Regions from separate parts of the Homo sapiens genome. Here region 1 is linked to region 2. A link is an interaction called in ENCODE POLR2A ChIA-PET data of the cell type or tissue named here. Cell type or tissue: OCI-LY7. All regions are shown on one strand. Each heading gives the region's core, and the rest is flanking DNA. Links, peaks and the distances in the headings are about the cores only.

Region 1 (5,370 bases), core at 1-5,000, 220 kb after region 2:
AGGAGGGGAAGCCGGGCAGCCTTCCTGGAGGAGGCGGGCCTTACTGGTTGAAGCAGTGGGCGGCAGACAGCAGCCAGCGGTCCCCCACCACAGTTGCTCCGCAGAAGTGCCGGGACCCTTCCTTCAGGCTGACCTGCCAGGGCACCTCCCCGGAGGCAGCTCCGAACCCGCCCACGACCCGGGTGGGCTTCTCCATTGCAGGCCTGGCCCCACATTCTGGAAGGAGGACACAAGACCAGGTCTGGGGATCTTGGCCTGCTCGGGTGGGAGCATCCGGTGGGGTGGTCCCAGGACACCGGTTGCAGCCAGGCCCTGAAGATGCCGCAATCCCTCCCGTTCCACACAAGAAGCCGTGGAGGCTTCAAGGTGTCCGTAGTTTGCCCAAGGTCCTGCAGCAAGTTCGTGGCCTCGCTTCGGGGACAGAAGTTAAGAAAGAAACATACAGCGGCCCAGTCAGCCCGAGGACCCCCCGCAACAGACCCCACCACAGACCCGCAGCCCACAAAGCCAGGTTTATGGCCTCCTTGCAAAGACGGGGCTGCACTCCAGGAGACCCATGGGGCGGCTGAGAAAAGGAAGGGTACGATTGTTAGGGGGTTTCGGAACAGAGTGTGGGGTGTAGGTGAACTGAAATGAAGCATGGCCGGGCGCGGTGGCTCATGCCTGTTATCCCAGCACTTTGGGAGGCCAAGGCGGGCAGATCACCTGAGGTCAGGAGTTCGAGACCAGCCTGGCCAACATGGCGAAACCCCAACTCTACTAAAAATACAAAAATTAGCCAAGCATGGTGATGGGCACCTGTAATCCCAGCTATTCAGGAGGCTGAGGCAGGAGAATCACTTGAACCGGGAGGTGGAGGTTGCAGTGAGCCGAGATCACACCACTGCACTCCAGCCTGGGCGACAAGAGTGAAACTCCGTCTCAGAAAAAAAAAAAAAAAAAAATAGGAATGCAACTAACAGTTTTTGGAAACAGAGATATAGTCCTACAAGTTTTCTTTTTTCTTTTTCGAGATGGAGTTGTGCTCTTGTTGCCCGGGCTGGAGTGCAGTGGCACCATGTCACCGTATCAGCTCACTGCAACCTCCGCTTCCTGGGTTCAAGCGATTCTCCTGCCTCAGCCTCCCAAGTAGCTGGGATTACAGGTGCCCTCCACCATGCCCAGCTAATTTTTAGTATAGATGGGGTTTTGCCATGTTGGCCAGGCTGGTCTTGAACTCCTGACCTCAAGCGATCTGCCCACCTCTGCCTCCCAAAGTGTGCGATGACAGGCACGAGCCACCGCACCCTGCCAGTCCTACAAGTTGTCTGGGTACAAACTATTTGAAAATACAATAGAAAGTATTCCAGACCGGGCATGGTGGCTCACACCTGTCATCCCAGCATTTTGGGAGGCTGAGGTGGGCAGATGATGAAGTCAGGAGTTCGAGGCCAGCCTGACCAACATGGGGAAACCCCGTCTCTACTAAAAATACAAAAATTAGCCGGGTGTGGTGGCCTGTGCCTGTAATCCCGGCTGTTCAGGAGGCTGAGGCAGGAGAATCACTTGAACCTGGGAGGCGGAGGTTGCAGTGAGCCGAGATCACGCCACTGCACTCCAGCCTGGGCGACGGAGCAAGACTGCGTCTCAAAAAAAAAAAAAAGTATCCCATTGATAGATCGCCATAGTTAACAAGACATGGGCAAGACCTGTGGACAGAAAGATACCATGAGGGTACACGCAACGTAAGATGGGAATAAACGGATACACATGTGACCTTTCCTTGAACAGGAAGATCCAAAATTATGAAGATACTATGACGATATCCGTTCTCCCTAAATCAAGATAGGCACGTACATCATCTTCTACCTTTCTGCCCCGAAAATACCTTGTAGCTTAGGAACGGTGACCCAGTCAAGAGGCACGGTACTGAGGGCCTGCATCGATTTGGTGGGGGTGCTGACCACAGGGCTCTCAGGACTGGTGGGCCAGGCTGTGCTGGGGGCGGCAGGGGCAGGAGCCATGGTGGGGGCCAGAGGCATGCTGGCTTTGGTGGTGGCCTCCAGGATCCAGTCACGTAGCCTGGTGACTCGGGCATAGACCCCTGGACGCCGGGCTTCCGCACACCCGATTCCCCAGCTCACGATGCCAGCCAGAAAGAACCGGCCAGAGGGCTCCTCGCAGACCAGGGGTCCTCCTGAGTCACCCTAGGAAACCAACACACACCCTCAGGATGGGTCGGCAGCAGCCAGTCCAGACACCAGTGCTACGAGGCCCAAGAAGGAGCTCTGAGCTGGGACAGCCAGGACCTCTCTCCACACAAGCTCACAGAGCACCTGGGGCTGATCATTGACATCTCAGAACCTGTTTCCTCTTCTGTGGAGGAAAAAAAACAAAACCCAAGACAGTTGGACTATAGGATCTCTAAGATGTCTTTCAGTCCTACCTCTGGCAGGCCAAAACGTGACCCAAATAAATAACATCCCCTCCTCTTCTTAACTCAGTAGATCTTTGATAATGTCACCACTTGCTTAGGCTGGCAGTATGGCTGCCACGCGGGTGCCTCCATATATCTCACTGGTAGCTGCAGCATTGCTCCCAAAGTGCTCATCTGCTGTCACTCGTCCGGCCTCACCATTTTTTACCTTCCCATATCCAGTTCACCCTGACCCTTACGTTCTGTGTATCGTTTTTTTGTTTGTTTTTGTTTTTGAGATAGAGTTTTGCTCTGTTGCCCAGGCTGGAGTGCAATGGCGTGATCTCGGCTCACTGCAACCTCCTCCTCCCAGGTTCAAGCAATTCTCCTGCCTCAGCCTCCCAAGTAGCTGTGATTATAGGCACGCATCACCACGCCCGGCTAATTTCTTGTATTTTTAGTAGAGACGGGGTTTCACCATGTTGGCCAGGCTGGTCTTGAACTCCTGACCTTAAGTGATCTGCCCACCTCAGCCTCCCAAAGTGCTGGGATGACAGGCGTGAGCCACCGTGCCTGGCCGACTCTTACATTCTTAAACATGAGCCCTCTCATTAGTTCCTAGCATTTTCTCCAGATTCTGGTTTCAATATGGCAATCTAAGCACATGTAGCAGTCTCTCCCATCTTTTCCTCACCCACCAGGCCTTAGAAACAAGAGCAAAGGTATGCACAAGAAAGACAGGAATCCACAGCCATGCTAAAAAAATTAGGCAGGAGAGATCCCTGGTTGTGGACCAGAAACCATGAAGACTCACGAGAGGCTGACAGAGGAAGTGGCAGCCCAGCCCATGTGCAGAAGCTCAAGACACAAGAGAAAGCTTTCTCAAGAGGACCTGGGTTGGTTGGGGTAGAAAAGGGATTTGGGCAACCACAAAGGATAAATGAGACCAGGAGGTCTTTGGTCCCTTGAAAGGGTACATAGAATCCAAGAACACAAACTGTTAATGTCCCTCGCCAAGAGAAAGTGAATAGCAAATATAAGATCACGGCAAGAATTGAGCGACATTTTTAAATTTTCAATTTTGTTTGAGACGGCGTCTCACTCTGTCACTCAGGCTAGAGTACAGTGGCGTGATCTTGGCTTACTGCAACCTCCACCTCCTGGGCTCAAATAATCCTCCCACCTCAGCCTCTCAAGTAGCTGGGACTACAGGCATGCACCACCAAACCCAGCTAATTTTTGTTTTTGTTTTTGTTTTTGTAGAGACAAAAGTTTTGCTATGTTGCCCTAACTGGTCTCAAACTCCTGGCCTCAAGCGACCTGGCTGCCTCAGCCTCCCAAAGTACTGGGATTACAGGTGTGAGCCACTGCACCCAGCTTTTCATTCTTAAGCACCAGTTGAGGGATTCCAATCTCCATGAAATAAAGACACTCAGTTACAACAGAATAACTTACGTTTGCCTGAAATACAGTTAACCACAAATATAGAATATAGAAGAAACATAACGGATTAAATTACGATCCTCAGAGAAAAAGAAAGAAATGGTATCCACGAAACAAGAACAGGACACTGCAAACAAGACCAGGTGGCTGAAAGAAGAAAGAATGAGACACCTTGAAAACAAAAATTATAATTGTCGGCCGGGCCTGGTGGCTCACACCTGTAATCCTAGCACTTTGGGAGGACAAGGTGGGCAGATCACCTGAAGCCAGGATTTCGAGACCAGCCTGGCCAACATGGCGAAACCCTGTCTTTACTAAAAGTATAAAAATTATCCAGGCGTGGTGGTGGGCACCTGTTATTCCAGCTACTCGGGAGGCTGAGGCATGAGAACCACTTGAAACTGGGAGGTGAGCCAAGATGGTGCCACTGCACTCCAGCCTGGGTGACAGAGCGAGACAGTGTCTTAATTAAAAATACAAAAATTAGCTAGGTGTGGTGGCGCATGCCTATAATCACAGCTACTCTGGAGGCTGAGGCAGGAGACTCGCTTGAACCTGGGAGGCGGAGGTTGCAGTGAGCTGAGATCACACCACTGCACTCCAGCCTGGGTGACAGAGTGAGACTCCATCTCAAAAAAAAAAAAAAAGAAGAAGAAGAAAAAGAAGGTTCCAGGTATACAGCAGAAGCAGCTTTGGATGACCCCTGATTTTCTCTTTTTTTTTTTTTTTTTTTTTTTTTTTTTTTTTTGAGACAGAGTCTTGCTTTGTCGCCCAGGCTGGAGTGCAATGGCGTGATCTCAGCTCACTGCAACCTCCAGCTCCCAGGTTCAGATGATTCTCCTGCCTCAGCCACCCGAGGAGCTGGGATTACAGGCACCTGCCACCACGCCAGGCTAATTTTTGTATTTTTAGTAGAGACAAGGTTTCGCCATGTTGCTCAGGCTGGTCTCAAACTCCTGACCTCAAGTGATCCACCCGCCTTGGCCTCGCATAGTGCTGGGATTACAGGCGTGAGCCACCGTGCCCAGCCCTGGAACCTTCTTGAGTTGAGCCTGCAGCTCACTCATGGCCCAGCTGACCACCCAGGGGCAAAAGTCCACGGGGTTCCCATAGACCAACCCTTCCCATACAGACGGAGAGAATCTGATGCCCAGGGTATGTGCTGGCATCATTCATACAAGAGGTGTTTCTTGGGTGCCACGTTGTATCAGGCCCAGTGCTGGGAACAGTGTCTGTGTCCCCACACAAGTCCCGGTTTGGAGGGCAGCTGGGGGGGATTTACACAGGGACCCCATCATAGCCAGGGAGATTACTCAGGGACCCCAGGCTCTGTGGCACGCACCTGGGGCCCACTGGAAGGGAGCAGGGAGCCATGGAGGGCAGAGGAGGGATTGAAGTCAGGTTAGAGCTTCTGGAAGATCCTCTAAGCAGCACCTGCCTCTCAATCCCAACTGCTTTAAAATTCCTCAAGAACGGGCATCCAGATATCTGTGAATCGCCCAGCATTTGAACACGCTCGTGTCTGTGTTTTT
Region 2 (5,371 bases), core at 306-5,305:
GGCGCTGTGCCGAAATCAGGGGCTCTGCCACAGTCTCCAGGACTCAGAAACCTCTCCCTGTACCCAGCAGCCTCCACATCTGTAGCCCAGGACAAGGCAGTGCTTCCCGGCGGTAGGAGAGCTTGGACATGACCTTGACCCTCTATAGCAGGGGTCATCTGGGTGATGCCGCCCCCCACCCCCAACCCCGGGGACACTGAGCAATTTCTGGGACATCTGTGGTTTTCGCGACTTGGGGGAGCTCCTGGCATGGAGTGGGTGGAGGCCAGGGATACTGCTCAGCACCCCGCAGTGCCCAGGACGGCCCCACCCCAGAGAACAATCGGGCCTCAAATGTCCACAGTGCTGAGGGGGAGAAACTCTGGGTTCATTATTTTGGGGAAAAAAATTCGAGTTATTTTCCTGCTCATGATAGGCACCATAAACGCCCAGTGGGGCAGACGGTGTAAACCAGGAGGACCCCCAGCTCCTGGGACTCACCTCCTCTCTCCCTCCTCACTCAGGGTGTGGATTTCAATGTGTGCAGCCTCCGGGGACCTCAGCAGGGCAGAGGATCATGGGACGCGGAGTCTCTTGGGGGTCCGTGGAATCCCCTATCCCAGGGGGTCTCAACTCGGGGCAATTTTGCACCCAGGAGACATTTGTGGCTGCCTCGATTGGTGGATGCCATGGGGTGGAGGTCAGGGGTGCCACTCAGCACCCTGCAGTGCCCGGGGCAGCCCCACAACCAAGAATGATTCAGCCCCAAATGCCCACAGTGCCGGGGGGAGAAGGCCCGGTGCAGAAGAACCTGCCTCCCGGGTGAGTTGAGAGCAGGCTTCTGTCCTCTTCTGGACAGAATTACTACAGCTCCCACTCAAGCCCCGGTAAACAGACACCCGTTTTCAAGCCCACCGATGTCCTCTCAATGAATCCCCGTTTCAGAGCTGTTATTGCGACCACCTGACTCTACTGATTGAGGCTCCATACCCAGAGAGGCTCACATCCACGACCACCGAGCCCGGGGATCTGAGTACCCCAGCCCAGTGTGCAGACCACAGCCACCTCTCGTGTGTGTGTGTGTGTGTGTGTGTGTGTGTGTGTGTGCGCGCGCGCGCGCGCGCCTGTTGCTAAGCAACCGCTTGAACAGTCAGCCTCCCACAGAACGAGGGATGAGGCACCAACTTGGTCATCGGCAGATTCATCGAGCCTTGGCCGCCTTTGACTCAAAATACACACGGCGGTGACAGTCGCATATGATGAGATGCTGGGGGCAGGGGACATGGGGGAGCCGAGTGGAGGCCAGAGAGGATGGCTCTGCCAATCTGTGGCTTGACCTTGACCCTCTCTGACCCTCTACAGCAGGGGTCAGAGTCCATTGCCCAGGACAGCAATGATGAGGCCCGTTGGATGCTAATTTTCCTCCCATCCGCTTCATCGTTTTAGTGAACCAGCACCCACCTGCAGGGCCCCTGCCAGGCTAACACCCTCGGATCTCTGCGCAGACACTCCCGGTGCCGCCTGGGGATGCGTGTCATAGATGGTTAAGGTGCAGCCTGGGGAGGCCCAAGGTGGGGTCTGTTGAGAAGTTAGGGGCCTGGTAGAGGGGCCCCCTGTCCCACCAGCAGGGTTCAAGGGGCTGAGGGCTCCTGAGCAGACATGGGCCAGGCAGAGGCCCAGGCGGGTGCCCCAGTGCAGAGCCCACTGTGGCTGGATGAGCCTCGTAATGACTTCATGTTAGAGCCTCAGCTTTACTTATTTATTATTTTTATCGGACATGGATCTGAATTATTATTCTTATATTCTTGTTATTATTATTATTTTAGAGTCAGAGTCTCACTCTGTTGCCCAGGTGCGAGTGCAGTGGTGCGATCATAGCTCAGTGTAACTAAGGGGTGCTCCTGGCAGGGAGTGGGTGGAGGCCAGGGACTCTGCTCAGCACCCTGCAGTGCCAGGGCAGCCTCACCCCAGAGATGGATCCAGTCCCGATGTCCACAGTGCTGACGGTGAGAGACTTCCCTGTAGAGTAGAAAGTCTCTGTTCGTCAGCTGTTTTTACAATTCCCAGTCTGTTTTCTGTGTGCGTGTGTGTGTGTGTGTGTGTGTGTGTGTGTGTGTGTGAGTTTTGTTTATAGCAGGTTGGGTTTTTTTGTTTTTTTTTTTTTTGAGATGGAGTTTCACTCTTGTCTCCCAGGCTAGAATGCAATAGCATAATCTCGGCTCACTGCAACCTCCACCTCCCGGGTTCAAGCAATTCTCCTGCCTCAGCCTCCCAAGTAGCTGGGATTACAGGTGCCTGACACCACGCCTGGCTAATTTTTGTATTTTTAGTAGAGACGGGTTTCACCATGTTGGTCAGGCTGGTCTCGAACTCCTGACCTCAAGTGATCCACCTGCCTCTGCCTCCCAAAGTGCTGGGATTACAGGCATGATCCCACACAGCGCCAGGCCAGGAGTCTTACCTTTCTAGGAGGCAGAGTTTATCTGTTCTTTTGGGGCTCCTTTCTCTAGAGAATGGGGGAGAGGGCAGCACCAGGGTGATGATGTCCCCGCAGAACAGGCCGTCACGGGATTAGCCTAGTCGATGCTAGTTGTCCTTATTGGAGATCTTGGGGAGACGCCCTGAAAATGCTGTAGTCTGCCTTGGCTGGTTCAACGTCCTTTCACCCCTTTTCTCTCTTCCTCTTTCAGAAATGGCACTTCTAGGGTCAGTCGGCTTCATTTTAGAAGTTAGCAAAAGAAGGAAAAAACTGCTAAAGCCGGGGTCGAAAACTGTGGCCCCCAGGCCAAGTCCCCCATCTAGTTCCTGTTTTTATAAATAAAGTTTTATTGGCATACAGCCACAGACATGCTGTGCCCCCACCCCAGGCCCAGTCTGGCCCTCCACTTCCTGTTTTTATAAATGAAGTTTTATTGGCACACAGCCACAGACAAACTGCAGCTCCCTGGGCCAAGTTCCCCCCTCCACTCCCTGTTTGTATAAATAAAGTTTTATTGGCACACAGCCACAGACATACTGCAGGTCCCTGGGCCAAGTTCTCTGTTCCACTTCCTGTTTTTATGAATAAAGTTTTATTGGCACACGGCCACAGACATTCATTTACCTGTCATCAGTGACTGCTTTCATACTACAAGGACAGAGCTCAGTGGCCTTTTGCAGAAAAGGTTTGCTGACCCTCAGCCTAGAGGCCTTGAGTTATCTGATTTCATCTCATAACCACTCGTGAGGAAAGAATGATCGTCACTGGACAGATAAGGATGCTGAGACCTAGCGAGGTTAAGTGGCTTCATGAGGTGACATAACCAGCAGTTTAGGGCTTGGGCTCCCAACTCTGCCACCTACTGGCTCTGTGACCCTGGGCCATCTCTGTGCTTTTCTGAACCTCAATGCCCTCGTCTGTGAAAGGGGGGAGAATAGGCAGTGCCTGCCTCTCAAGGGGTTAATGCATGTCAAGCTGTCTAATACTAAATGCACCATTCTTCCTCTGGTCTTCATGCCTGCTATGCCTCCTCAGCCCCACACAGTGCTGTTGAGACAATCAGATAATGTCATAGTCATTAGACCTTTTTGATGATATACTCAGACATACTCAGGAGGAAACTGCTGAGTTGCTTGGCTGATTGTGGAGGGACATGATGTCCAAACCCTTGTGTATGAATAAGTTTGAAAGCTGACCATAAAATCCCAGAATGCTCTAGTCTGCAGCACATAAAGAGTGTATTAGCTAGCTATGGCTGCGTAACAACTACCATGAATGCAGTAGCTTAGAGTGACACCCATTTATTATCTCATGGTTCCATAGGTCAGAAGTTTGGATGTAGTGTGGCTGGGTAAGACCCTGCACAGAGGACCCAGCCACACTATGTCCAAACTTCTGACCTCGGAGATGTGAGCCAGGGCTGCATTCTCATCCGAAGGTTTGTGTGGTGACGGATCCCCTTCCAAGCTCATTCCAGGCTCATTCAGAATTCAGTTCTTTGTGGTTGATAGACTGTTTCTGTTGCGTTGTTAGCTGTCAGGAGGGGGCAACTCTCAGCTCTTTGAGGCCACTCTCAGGCCACTTGGCCTTCTCCATAGGCCCCTCATGCTTCCAGGCTCTCATTTCAGGAAAGGCCCAATCCCTTTTAAAGGGTCACCTGATTAGACCAGGCCCACCTAGGATAATCGCCCTTTCAGTGAACTCAAGGTCAACTGATTTAGGACCTTATTTACCTCTTCAAAATCCCTTCTTTCCTGAAAAGCAACCTAATCAGGGGAGTGATATCTCATCATGTCCACGGGCCCTGCCCACACTCAAGGGGAGGGGGTTCTACAAGATATGTTCTCCAGGGAGATCTTAGACTCCTCTTGGTGGCAAAGGGAAGGGGGGGCCTGCGTTCGGCCTCAGCCAGGACCGAATCAGCAGGACCTTCACTCCCTTTTTCTGGCGTCCATCCCTTCCTCTTGCAGGAGTACTGCCAGGTCTTTGGGGAGAGGGTGGGGGTTATTGGGAGAAAGGAGGCATTTGGAAAGTAGGTGGCAGGCTGTGTCCCAGTTACACCTAAATGTGTCTCCACTTATTAAAAAAAAAAAACAACCTTTATTTTGAAATCATTACAGATTCAGAGGAAGTTGCAAAAATCACACAGAGCAAAAAACATCACATGTATCTTCACAGTTTCCCCCAGTGGTGACATCTTACGTAACCATAGTACAAAACCAGGAAATGGACCCTGGCACCATGTATGTGCAAAGCTCTGTGCCCTTTCGCACACATGCAGACTCGGCTTCACCTTATTTATGGGTGTGCAGGAACATTAAGTGTCCATAAATGTGGACGGAGCTCCTCTTACTCGTGGGCATGGGGTCAGAGGGAGGCGGGAGTACAACCAAACAAAACCATCTAGACTTTGACCGTTGATGTGGGTGCCAGGTTCCAATCACCGTGTGCCCCCACACTGCGTTCAGGGCTACGCTCTTCTGTCTTCTCCCACTAGTCTGTGAGTCTGTGAGGTCTTGTCCACTACCTCTTTAGGCAGCCAGCCCTTCTGGTGGGCTTTGTCGTGGGGAGGGGGTGGCACTAGGTGTGTTCTGGGGCTCCTAGCACTAGAAGACTTGTTTCAAATCCAGAAGCACCTCCTATTCGTGTGGGCGCCCAGGCAACTTACCTGACCCGTCTGTGACTCTGTGTCCTTGGGGACCTCCTATTCTAAACACAAGAGCGTGGCCTGCTGTCACCGTCACCATCCTGGCATCTGCAGAAGAGCCACCAAGCGCTGCCTCCTGAGAATTTCTGGAAGGAGGAGATGACTGGTAGAGTGGAAAGTTATTGAAAGGGACATTTGGAGTTCTTTCCAAGGGACATAACCCATCTCCCAATATCCCCTATCCATTTGCTCAACCTTCAGAGAGA

What was found. Peaks named below come from ENCODE experiments on the same cell type or tissue, not always from the same donor. Only the 100,000 strongest peaks of a DNase experiment are listed, where the experiment ranks them.
Region 1: POLR2A ChIA-PET joins it to region 2 with 5 read pairs; 12 of 35 experiments call an interaction of 5 or more read pairs at or near these places.

Annotation. Positions count from the first base shown.
Region 1 is chr19:2,410,516-2,415,885 of GRCh38, reverse strand. TMPRSS9 (transmembrane serine protease 9) reads right to left here. Exons shown (of 19, transcript NM_001395513.1): 11 at 1,868-2,186; 12 at 45-216. Among named protein-coding and RNA genes, the nearest start is that of TIMM13, 14 kb to the left of the region's middle. In OCI-LY7, for the core only: no CTCF peak of the experiment used is centred there; no DNase peak of the experiment used is centred there.
Region 2 is chr19:2,629,203-2,634,573 of GRCh38, reverse strand. All of the region lies in intron 2 of GNG7 (G protein subunit gamma 7), which reads left to right. MIR7850 (microRNA 7850) reads right to left here and starts at 3,859; the gene lies at 3,781-3,859. RefSeq lists an enhancer at 552-691. In OCI-LY7, for the core only: a CTCF peak has its summit at 3,311 (motif pointing left); DNase peaks (open chromatin) are centred at 1,473, 1,925 and 2,983; H3K4me3 peaks cover 896 bases; H3K27ac peaks cover 3,112 bases.